Regions from separate parts of the Mus musculus genome. Here regions 1, 3 and 4 are each linked to region 2. Evidence: chromatin loops called from intact Hi-C (ENCODE). Cell type or tissue: left cerebral cortex. All regions are shown on one strand. Region 1 holds the start of Gm35782 (a long non-coding RNA gene). Region 2 has its middle 6.7 kb from the start of Lbx1. Region 3 holds the start of Gm34922 (a long non-coding RNA gene). Region 4 has its middle 16 kb from the start of Fbxw4.

The links. A loop is a pair of places that touch in the nucleus more often than their neighbours do. Peaks named below come from ENCODE experiments on the same cell type or tissue, not always from the same donor. Only the 100,000 strongest peaks of a DNase experiment are listed, where the experiment ranks them.
Region 1: a loop joins it to region 2, with 3.0 times the contacts of the local background. A loop is called at or near these places in 4 of 42 quality-filtered maps.
Region 3: a loop joins it to region 2, with 9 times the contacts of the local background. A loop is called at or near these places in 10 of 42 quality-filtered maps.
Region 4: it touches region 2 in a loop (2.3-fold over the local background); 2 of 42 quality-filtered maps call a loop at or near these places.

The regions. Positions count from the first base shown.
Region 1 is chr19:45,073,225-45,075,724 of GRCm38, reverse strand. It overlaps Gm35782 (a long non-coding RNA gene), which reads left to right and starts at 616. Exons shown (of 4, transcript XR_877888.1): 1 at 616-703. It also overlaps a transcript of Kazald1 not described here. In left cerebral cortex, a CTCF peak has its summit at 1,380 (motif pointing left); DNase peaks (open chromatin) are centred at 539 and 1,370; H3K4me3 peaks cover 1,677 bases; H3K27ac peaks cover 1,212 bases.
Region 2 is chr19:45,228,906-45,231,405 of GRCm38, reverse strand. No RefSeq gene overlaps it. Among named protein-coding and RNA genes, the nearest start is that of Lbx1, 6.7 kb to the left of the region's middle. In left cerebral cortex, no CTCF peak of the experiment used is centred here; a DNase peak (open chromatin) is centred at 1,328.
Region 3 is chr19:43,613,862-43,616,361 of GRCm38, reverse strand. Nkx2-3 (NK2 homeobox 3) reads right to left here. Exons shown (of 2, transcript NM_008699.2): 2 at 470-2,056. The coding sequence ends at 1,317. It overlaps Gm34922 (a long non-coding RNA gene), which reads right to left and starts at 177. Exons shown (of 3, transcript XR_003952841.1): 1 at 1-177. In left cerebral cortex, a CTCF peak has its summit at 1,412; DNase peaks (open chromatin) are centred at 1,472 and 1,841.
Region 4 is chr19:45,674,597-45,677,096 of GRCm38, reverse strand. No RefSeq gene overlaps it. Among named protein-coding and RNA genes, the nearest start is that of Fbxw4, 16 kb to the right of the region's middle. In left cerebral cortex, no CTCF peak of the experiment used is centred here; a DNase peak (open chromatin) is centred at 1,025; H3K4me3 peaks cover 812 bases.

The DNA of each region.
Region 1 (2,500 bases), 160 kb after region 2:
AACACTATGGGCGTTTCTGGAGGCCAGGCTCGGGGCCAGCTTCCTCTGGGCACGGTTTGCAGCTGTGTTCACCCAGTCTCTCCACTGGGGCGCAGACTAGACTATAAGCTTTTCCAGCTGCCATCCACATCTGGCTACCTCCCTCCCAATATAGGGCAGGTGCTTGAACCCGCGGAGGAGCCTGGTGATTAGAGGTCGGAACTGACTAGCGGCCGCAGCAAGGCCGGCGGGTGACTCCCCATAGGGCGTCTCTGGGCTCCGGATTACAGGTTGCAAAATTCGAGCATGTCGGGGCCAAAAGTGTTCAGTCTGGAGACCTCCGCCAACGCCACGGTGGCACTTTTGGGTTAGGGGCAGGAAGCAAAGCATCCCCGGAGGCCCGCCCACCACCCCGAGAATGGCAGGCCCCGCCCCCGCCGGCCCCCAAACAGCTTCCAAAAACCGCAATCCAAGCTCCTAGGAGGAGGAGGAGCAGAAGGAAACCGGGCTTTTAGGCAAGGGAAGGGTGGGGCTTATATAGGCCCCGCCCAGAAGGCGTCAGAGGTTCTGACTGCGCGTGCGTCCGCGGCCTGCGGCGGCTCCGCTCTACCCTGCGAGGAAGAAGCACTGCAGTCACCGCGCAGTTCTGACTTTGGCCGAGCCCTCCTCAAAGGAGCGTTCAGTCAGCAGAGACGCTGCCTCTGATCAGAGGGGTTCCGACAAGGTAGAAGAGAGCTGTACACAGGCAATCCCAAACTCCGAGGAGACGGGAAGCGAATTTCACGCGAGGTTTCGGGATTGTCGCGAGAATCCCAACGGCAAGCTAGAAAAGGAAAAGCCCGCGGCTTTTAAGCCAGGAAAGAACGAGGGCAGGCAGATTCCGATGGTGGTGCTAGGCAATCCCTTGGTTGGAGGACGCGTTAACTGTTGGCCTGGGAGCAGAAGTGAAGCGAGAATTGCAGGATGTTTTGGAAAAGGCGCGAGGAGGGCTTGCCTGGTGGAGGAATGGAGACACTCTAGGGGAGGTCCCTAGCTGTAACTGGGGGCGGTGATCGTTGCCCGATGTAGAGTGGGAGCTGTCCAGGTCTAAATGAGGAACTGTGAGCTTTCAGCCCTAGGAGCCACTATCAAAATCCCCAGCGTCAGGGTCCTAGACACGCTTTCCATCTTAATCGTTGCCGGCGTTTACTGTTAGTCTTCGCGCCTCTAGTAGGAATCACTGTGTCTTCTGTCTCTGTACTCCCCACCCCCACCCCCACCCCCCGCCCGAGACCGACTGCTAAGGAAGTTCTTGGGAAGCATTTGTGCTTTAAAAGTGAAAGACTCCCTGGTTCTGAAAGATGCAGTCACTAATGAGAGGCTAGGGATTAACTCGACGGAGAACGAGCGCCCTCTGGTGGGTTTGCAGCAGCTGCGACTCGTGACAATGCATACTGTCTATACTTTGAAAACGTTCTTACAGTAGTCTTGCGTTGCTGATGATTAAACCCGGGACTTTTAGAGTTAAGCCAGAACTGTTGTCACCGAGCAGTATCTCTGACCCAATAATAATATTTTAGAAAGGAGTTTGTTCGCATAGGGCAGTTTGAAAGCCTAGCTACTCCTGTCTCCAGGTGCTTCTTGTCCGGCACTTTATCAGGTGAAGTTCTAAAACACGTTAAGCAGCAACCGTGGGCACCAGAAAAAGAGTTACTTAAACGTTTAAAACGTTGACTCGGTTTGACAAGCTTCCTTTTTTTTAATTTTTTTACTTATATGAGTACACTGCAGCTGTTCTCACACACTAGAAGAAAGCATCAGATCCCATTACAGATGGTTGTGAGCCACCCTGTGGTTGCTGGGATTTGAACTCAGAACCTCTGGCAGAGCAGTCAGTGCTCTTAACTGCTAAGCCATCTCTCCAGCCCTAGCTTCCTATTGTTGAAGCAAAGGAAATTACTTCTAGTCCACATGATGCGGTTACTGCCAGGCATATCAATGAACGAGGTGTGCTTCAGATGAACACCTGATAGTTCATCTTCTTCTAAAATATCTATTACTGGTTTGTGCCTATGGTGTGTATGTATATGAGTGTAGACATATTTGTGTTTGGAGCTCGGGATGATTTTCAGGACTCAGTCCATCTCCTTCCATCTTGAAGTCATCATCAGATTTGCATAGCAAGCACCCTTACCTGCTGAACCATCTTGCCGCCCCCGAGTATTTTTCTACATTACTTTTGTTTGCGCGTGTTTGAGTGCATTGTACACACTCTGTGCACATGAATGGGAGTTCTGTTCCACCCCATGAGCCCTAGGAATTGAATCAGGGCATCATGCTTGGTGCAAGTGTCCTGCCTTCCTATCATCTCTCCAAACCCCTAATCTTGTTTATGTGCCTTGGTGTTTAGTGTACCTGGGTGAGCACATCAGATCCCTTGCAACTGGAGTTATAGACAGTTGGGAGCTGCTGTGTGGGTGCTGGGAATTGAACCCAGGTCCTCTGGAAGGTGAACTGGTGCTCTTAACCACTGAGCCATCTC
Region 2 (2,500 bases):
GTGCGGGCACGGCCGCGGCCCTCCGCAGCCCAGAGCGCGCCAGCGCTGGCGACCATATGGTTTTTGAATTTTCTTCACAATTTGTAGACAATTTGATGGATTAGGTCCCCGCGCGCGCCTCCCCGGCACAAAGGCGGCGCAGGGACCGCGGCGCGGCGGTCACCCGGGCATCTGCGCCCGCCGCGCACTCCACCCCCCCCCCGCCCGGCCCCCACCCCGCGCCCGGAGCCCCCGGGCCGCCCGCCCAACACGCCCATGAATCCCAATGAAGCAGCCCTGGCACCTCCGGCCGCTCCGCGCTTCCAGACCCTGGGCTGGGCCCTGCTGGGTCCCCTCGGGCTGGGGGCGGCGGCCCCAGGGCTGAGCCCACCGGAGCTGCGGCGCCCGCGGGGCGCGCAGCTAAGCAGGCGCATCGGGGCTGAGGAGAAACGGGGCCATTTATCCGCCCGTCTAGTTAAAGCGGGTTATTTGTTTGCTTCTCTGGCCTCCTCCCCTCCCCTCCCCTCCCCCTCCCTTTCTCCCCCTCCCTTTTCTCTTCTGCCTTTTATTCTTTTGTCTCTAAATGGATTTAATGAGCCTGAAAAACATGACAATTGAATATAACCAAGAAATAAAAAATAACGAGGGAGGAAGGAAGGAGGAAAAGAAAGAGAGGAAGACGGAAGGAGAAGGATTAATAAAGTAAAAGGGGGGAATCGATTCAGCAAATATTTATTGTGTGCAGGTGTCTAGGGAAATTGAAACGCAAGCAGAGCTGGTCGCTGCCCTCAAGAAGCTCCTAATCTAATCTGCAGGCCCGGAAGCAACGATGAACGTTAGGAAATCCTCGGTGACCATGAGGGAGGGCTGCTTGCAAAAGGCCAAGACCCAACTTCGGGCTCATGGGTGGAAATGGCTTCTTGGAGGAGGAGGCCTAAGACTCAGGCCTTGAGAGACAAAAGTGATCCGTTGTGTCTGTGGGCTGGCAGGGAAGTCCAGTTGAAGGAAAGAGTGACCATGTGGAGGGGAGGGACACCTGAGGCTGAGCCCCAGCCGGTGAGCCCTAGACGTGCGGGAACTCTGATCAACGTAAGGAAGCCACTCTGCGGTCACCTCGGCTCCGCTGAATTCTGAGCTTCTGCCCCGCTTGTCGCTGTGCTTCGGAAGCGCGCCAGGGTGAGGTTATCCAGGCCTGACTTCAGCCATGCCGAGCACCGCAGGTTGGGGCTCACCCTCCAGGCTAGGTTAAGCATCAGACAGTGGGGAAAACGTTAAGTGTGGGTAAAGGCTTTAATCCAGGGAGGCCGGGACTCTAGCCTGCCATCTTCTTAGTTATCTGATGAAGTCTGAAGCCAGCAAGTAGCCCAGGGGTGCTCAAATGGCCTTGGCCCAGGTCTTGCCTCTGAGACCTATGACGTAAGAGAGCCTTGAACTCCAGGTTTCACCGAAGAGCCTCTCACGGGGTACCTGCCTAAGGGTGAGGCTGTGTGCAGTTATCACACTGAGGAGTGTCCCGGCTCTGCACGAGCTGTGTGGGCTTTGCATATCTGTTTCTTCGTGTCTGAATGTGACATGGACCCTGTGTAGAGCTGTGGGCCCCACGCCCACTCTGGGTGAAGTTCTTTATGGCTCGGCCCTTCACCCAGAGTTCCTTGATCGCTTGGGACCAATACAGATTTATTTCTTTGGGAATCCCAGCCCTGTGCAGACCACTTTCGGTTCCTGGCTGACCAAGGGAGGACAATTAGAGGCTTTGTCTCTCTCCCTTTTTGGTTGAGTTCTGGACCTTGGTGAGGCTTGTTGAGTCCTGGGACGTAACTGATTTCACAGACTGGAGCCCCTTCCGTGCGCGGACAGGTCGAGCTACCCGGCTGGAGCTTGCCTCCTCTGCGCCTTGCGGTTCCGCCTTCCCCTGCGCGGTGGCCTGACGGTCGGCGCCGGGTGAGGCCGGGAGGCGCAGTTCCTTATTTTACGAGGTGTCGGGCCAGTGTCAGACGCAGCTCCGATAAGTAATACTCCAGTCTGAGGGACCAGAACGTGGTAATTAATCCCAAAGACTTAAGTGTATTTTAGTTCAGGAGAAAAAAAATCACTAATTCAATCGTCCGGAAAATTGAAGTTTGATGCATGAGTCCCCCCTGAAAGGGACGGGCTGGGGCCGCACGTCTCCCCTCCGCCCCTGCCGCTTGCCGCGGGGACCCCCCTCCTCCCCACCCCTTTGAGCCAACGGGTCCAGAAAAGTCCACTCATCCGGCCATGCTGGCTCTCAGACACCAGAACCCAGGGACACCCGGGCTTTTCTTCCCACCCCCAGCAAACAACCCCTCTTTCCTGGGACCCTGGAGACATTTTGTGCTGGAAGTAAATTTGCTCCCCAAACATATACATTTAGAAGGGGACACAAGGGGACCTCAAAGATGTGAAGGGAATAGCCAGATTAGAGGCCAGTATAGGTGAGGTCAAGGAGTGTAAGGCCACCAGGGAAGGGGACAGGGAACCTGAGTGGGTAGAGTGGGTAGGG
Region 3 (2,500 bases), 1.6 Mb after region 2:
GCAGCGCCCCCGGGCAAGCCCCAAGACCGGGTGGCGGCCGAGGGAGGAGCCGCCCCAGGCTGAGCCTGGAGGCCAACTTTTCTTCTTCCTCGGAGACCCTGGAGGTGGGACAGAGTCCCAGCTTGACCAAGGCGGGTCCCCTTCACCAAGTCAGTGCATCTGGGTAAAATGTAGTGGAGGTGTGTGTTGTGTGTGTGTGTGTGTGTGTGTGTGTGTGTGTGTGTGTGATTACAAAGTCCCCGACCCCAGGAGACCCAGAGCCTCTCTCTAGCCTGCTCGGCTCACAGCACCAAAAAGAAATTAACAAACAATGCCGAAGAAGAAGCCAAACTTGCAGCCAGGGGCCTTGCTCAGGGGCACCAGGCAGAGATGTCCAGGGTACTTCCCTCACTTCCCATCCTGTTTAGGGGGTGGGGGGTGTCCTCCCCAGTCTTTGGGGCTAAACAAGTCTTGCAGCAAGCCAAACAGCTCAGAAATATTGCACCTTCTTTATTGACTCCTGTAGTGTGTGACAGCGGCTGTGTACACGGCGTGTGGATATAGTTATAGAGAGATAATGTGCGGAATACAGAATACAAAACAGAAAGGAAACCAACCTGGCGACAACCTAGGTTGGGCGGACAGGTCTTGGATTTGCTCAGCTGCCTCCCTTCCCCCAACTTTCGATCTCACTGCGGTGGTGGTCTCCAAGAACAGTCCCCTGACAATCTAGGGATCCGGGCGGAGTCTGTCTTGGAAGGGACACAGTTGGAAAAGGAAAAATCCACTTCGTTGTGGCGCTCCGGGCAAGCAAAAGGGGCTGCGGATCGGTGGAATTTCTCAAGCTAGTACCCCATTTTCCTCTCCTTCACGTTCTCTCTCCAACTACCTTTCTTTTTCTTTAAATTGTTCTTTTTCTTTCTTTCTTTCTTTCTCCCCCCTCCCCCCTTGTTCGGTCCGGTTCCCGGACCACACTCGGAGAAGGCCAAGGGAAAGCAGGAAGAGAAAAGCCCTCCTCCTCCTCCGGAGAGCAAGCGACAGCCGGAGTCCCAGCCTCCCGCACTCTCCGCAGAGTCAGGATGGGAGGCCACCTCTTCCCTGGCGCCTGGCCGGTGTTTCTGTCTCAGTCTTGAGGACTGGACCAGGGCATCCTTTCTCCGCTGAGTTCCATGCCCCAGGCCTGGAGTGAGCTGCGACCATGGCCCCTTGGAAGGAGCGATACGTCTGTATTTTTATTTTAACGAGGGGACCTGGCCCTTGGGTCTGTCCTTTCTCGTGTCTCATTCCCGCGGTGCCCAGCGTGCAGTAGGACGCCCGCCGCGTGTCCCGCCCAGGCCTTACCAAGCCCTGATGCCCTGCAAAGTCCCCTGCGTGCACGCGGACCCGGCTGCAGCACCTTGATGCAAGGGTTGCGCGCCGCCGCCGCTGCCGAAGCCTCCCAGGTTGCTCACGTTCACAAAGGATCCACCGCCGGTGGCGCTGCAGGCGGGTTGCATGGCGGTGGTCGCCGCGGAGGCCGTGCCGCCACCACCACCGCCGCCACCGGTCGGATAGGCGCAGCCGTAGCTGCCGCTGTAAGCCGCCGCTGCTGCTGCGGCTGCGGCGGCTGCAGCGGCTGCGGCGGCCGAGTTCCCGTAGCCGTAGGCGGGGAAGCTGTTGTAGGAGTAGGCGCCGGCGCCCACGCCGTAGGGCGAGCCGTAGGTTTGTGCGCTGGGCGTGACGCACGGCTTGCCGTCCCGCACGAGCACCGGCACTGCCACGCGGCGGGGTGGCGGCGGCGGCGCGTGCGTCCCCAGCTCCAGGGACTTATCCTGCCGCTGTCTCTTGCACTTGTACCTGCGATTCTGGAACCAGATTTTCACCTGCGTGGACGTGAGCTTCAGGCTGCTGGCGAGATGCTCGCGCTCGGGCGCCGACAGGTACCGCTGCTGCTTGAACCTGCGCTCCAGCTCAAAGACCTGAGCTTGCGAGAAGAGCACCCGGGGCTTCCGGCGGCTCCGCGGCTTCGGCCTCTCGCCGTCCTCGCTCGTCTTACAGTCTCCCGCCGCTTCCAGAGACTTCTTCAACTGACAGCTTTCTAAGGGAGAAGCAAGACATTAGCCTTTCTAGTTCTCAGGATACCACCCCTGCGCCCCAGAGGCACAAAACACTCCCGTAGTAAATGCTAGTTTTGGGGAAAGTTCATAGTTTCTGGAGCCCAATTCCGCCCCCCCCATCCCCCCCGCGTCAGGCGGAGCACCTCCACCGGGAGAAGGCGTATTCGGTGAGAGTAATTAGCTCGCATTTATTAAATTTGAGCATCAGCGAGAAAATAGATTAAATGTGCCGGTCCAGGGGCTAATAACAATTTTCAGGCGACCGCGGAACAGGACCCCGTATCTGCAAACTCGTTTGCCTTCCACTCCCCTGAAGGTGTGGAACGAGTTGGTATTGGGGACTGGAGGCCTGGATGCATGGGTTGATTGCAAAAATTGTTTCTCTTTGGAAATATCTAAGTGAAAGGCGTATGTGCAGCTCAAGA
Region 4 (2,500 bases), 450 kb before region 2:
TTCCTGGAGCCCACCATGCATGGCCCAGGACTCTGAACGACAGCTGCAGTGAGAGGCTCTACACACTTTTTTGTTTTGTTTTGTTTTTTCCTCACGGAATTCGGAACAGCCTGTATCTATGACCCCCTCAACTGCTGCTGCAGGGCATTCCCTCTAAAACCTCACGTACAGGATGTAGAACCTGGGGAGAACGTTTGGGGACTCACTGAAAGGGGAGCGCGATAAGAGAGACGAGGCACCCAAGTCCTTCGTCCTTCTCTAGACTTAGAAAACTTGATCCTTTGGACCCGTGGCTGCTGTTAGCTCCTGTCACCACCTGATCTTTTTACTCACGAGTTTAGGATGCCAGAGATGGAATGGGGGTGGGGGGTGGGGGGGGGTGGGGGGATCAGCAAATTCCCAGCACCTTGCGCTCCGCGCCGCGTCATCCTTAACCAAAGACGCAACTGAGTGTAAAATAAGTAAAGTTCTCGCGCTTGCTAAAACGACTCGGCGCACAAAGGCTCTCCGGTGAGAAAAAGAAAAGCAAAAAGCAGAAGAAAAAGAAAAACACTCCCCTCCCTCCAGACTCCCCTCAAGCCTCTAATCTCATCTCTGAAAAGGAACTGTACTTTACTGTCCACAAAACAGTCTATTTTCAAAGTGAGATCAGGAGGGCGCTGGGAGGAGAGGGGCGCCTGGGCCCACGGCAGCCCGCGAATTCCTGCTTGTTTATAGAAGGCAGTGGCCGAGGACAGACACTTTGAAACCACCTGTGAACGAATTAAAGACCGAGGGGGGCAAAACCCCCATCACAAACAGAATCTCACTGCTCAAGTGTGAAAGAAAAGGAAGAAAGAAAAAGCCAAGTAGATCTTTGCCGGCAACCACTAGATGGACGTAGAATTCAAAAACATTCTTTGGGGAGATCAAGGATGGCAGGCTTTGAAGCCTGGAGGGCCGGCGAGGCTCAGAGCACCCGGCCGCGAGCCCCACACCCGAGCGAGCGGCCGCACTCTTGCACTTGCTGGGGAAAGCATTTAAATGGGAACAATGTCAAATTTCACAGCTATCTTATGTCCAGTGACCTTACGGGACCCCGAGGGAAAGACAGATCGAAAATGATTGTTCTCGACAAGTTCCTCAAAGCGAAGAAGTCAAATAGGCAAAACCCTTCAGAAACGACGTCTGCGGAATGAAAAAAAGAAAACTCCGCTCCTAAAACTGCGGCTTGTTGTCCGCCCTGCCCAGCGCCAGCCCGAGCCTTGGGCGCTTGCTCGCCTGTTTGTTTATTTATGTATTTATTTGTTCGTCCACCGGCTCTGCACAAGACTCGCGGTGTGGCTGCTCTTTATCTAATACACACAGAGATCAGGTTTCATCTCAACAGCCCAAGAACTTGGGAGGAAAAAGTTTACTGTGGGGGAAGAAACAGGAGGTAACAACTATTTTGAAATATTTAATCAATTTGAAATAGCTTTCTCTCTTGTTGAAAGAAAATGAGACAGGCTAGAGTCTGAGGGGAAAAAAAAAACAAAAACCAGTCTACTAGCTAAGGGAAAGACGACTAAAGGACAATTTAGGAGAACAAAGATGAGCTCTCGGACCTCTGTCTGTATTTTAGACAAGAATTTCAATGACACTTCATGTCCTCTAACTTTGACTTAAGTGAACCATCTTAGCTTAATGGCTCCCCCCCCCCCTTAAAAGAAAAGAAGTCTTAGAGAAGGGACTAAAAGTCCCTTTCATCACAACCCAGGAGGGTCACGCCCCTTTCCCAGGACCAGCCTCTACCATGAGTTTGACGTGCATATAGCCCTATTTTTGTTCTTCATTTCCATTGCGATCCTTAAATAGCTATGATAGCTTAGTGATAACTCATAAAGGACATCATGTTGTAGAGTGTACACTCTGCTCCAAACGTATTTTGCTTATTATTTCACTCAGCATTATGGTTTTGACACCTATCCATATAGATAATTCATTCTCTCTCTCTCTCTCTCTTTCTTTCTTTCTCTCTCTCTTCTTTCTTTCTTTCTTTCTTTCTTTCTTTCTTTCTCTCTCTTCTTTCTTTCTTTCTCTCTCTCTCTCTTCTTTCTTTCTCTTTCTTTCTTTCTCTCTCTTCTCTCTCTCTCTCTCTCTCTCTTTCTTAACAGTGTTTTAAAAGAGGAAAAAGAAGTTTATTCCCAGGAGAGTTTTATGTGTATTTGCATGTTCCTGCCTGTCTGACTTAGGAGCAGCTCATCGAAGGAGAAAGGTTTTCATAAAGACATGGGGTTTCATTGAAGATTACAGAACACTCAGGGTGACAGGAGATGACATGGGGGCATTCCAGAGATACCCCTTAAAATAATATCCTAAACCAGAAATCATAAGAATAGTTGTTGCCTTCTACGTTAGTTGGTGGGGGGTGGGGTTTGTGATGTGTGGGCATTGAACCTGAGGCCTTGTACTTCACAAGCAAGCAGTCTACCACTGCACTGAATCCTCATCTCCCAGTGGCTTTAAAAAACATTTGCTT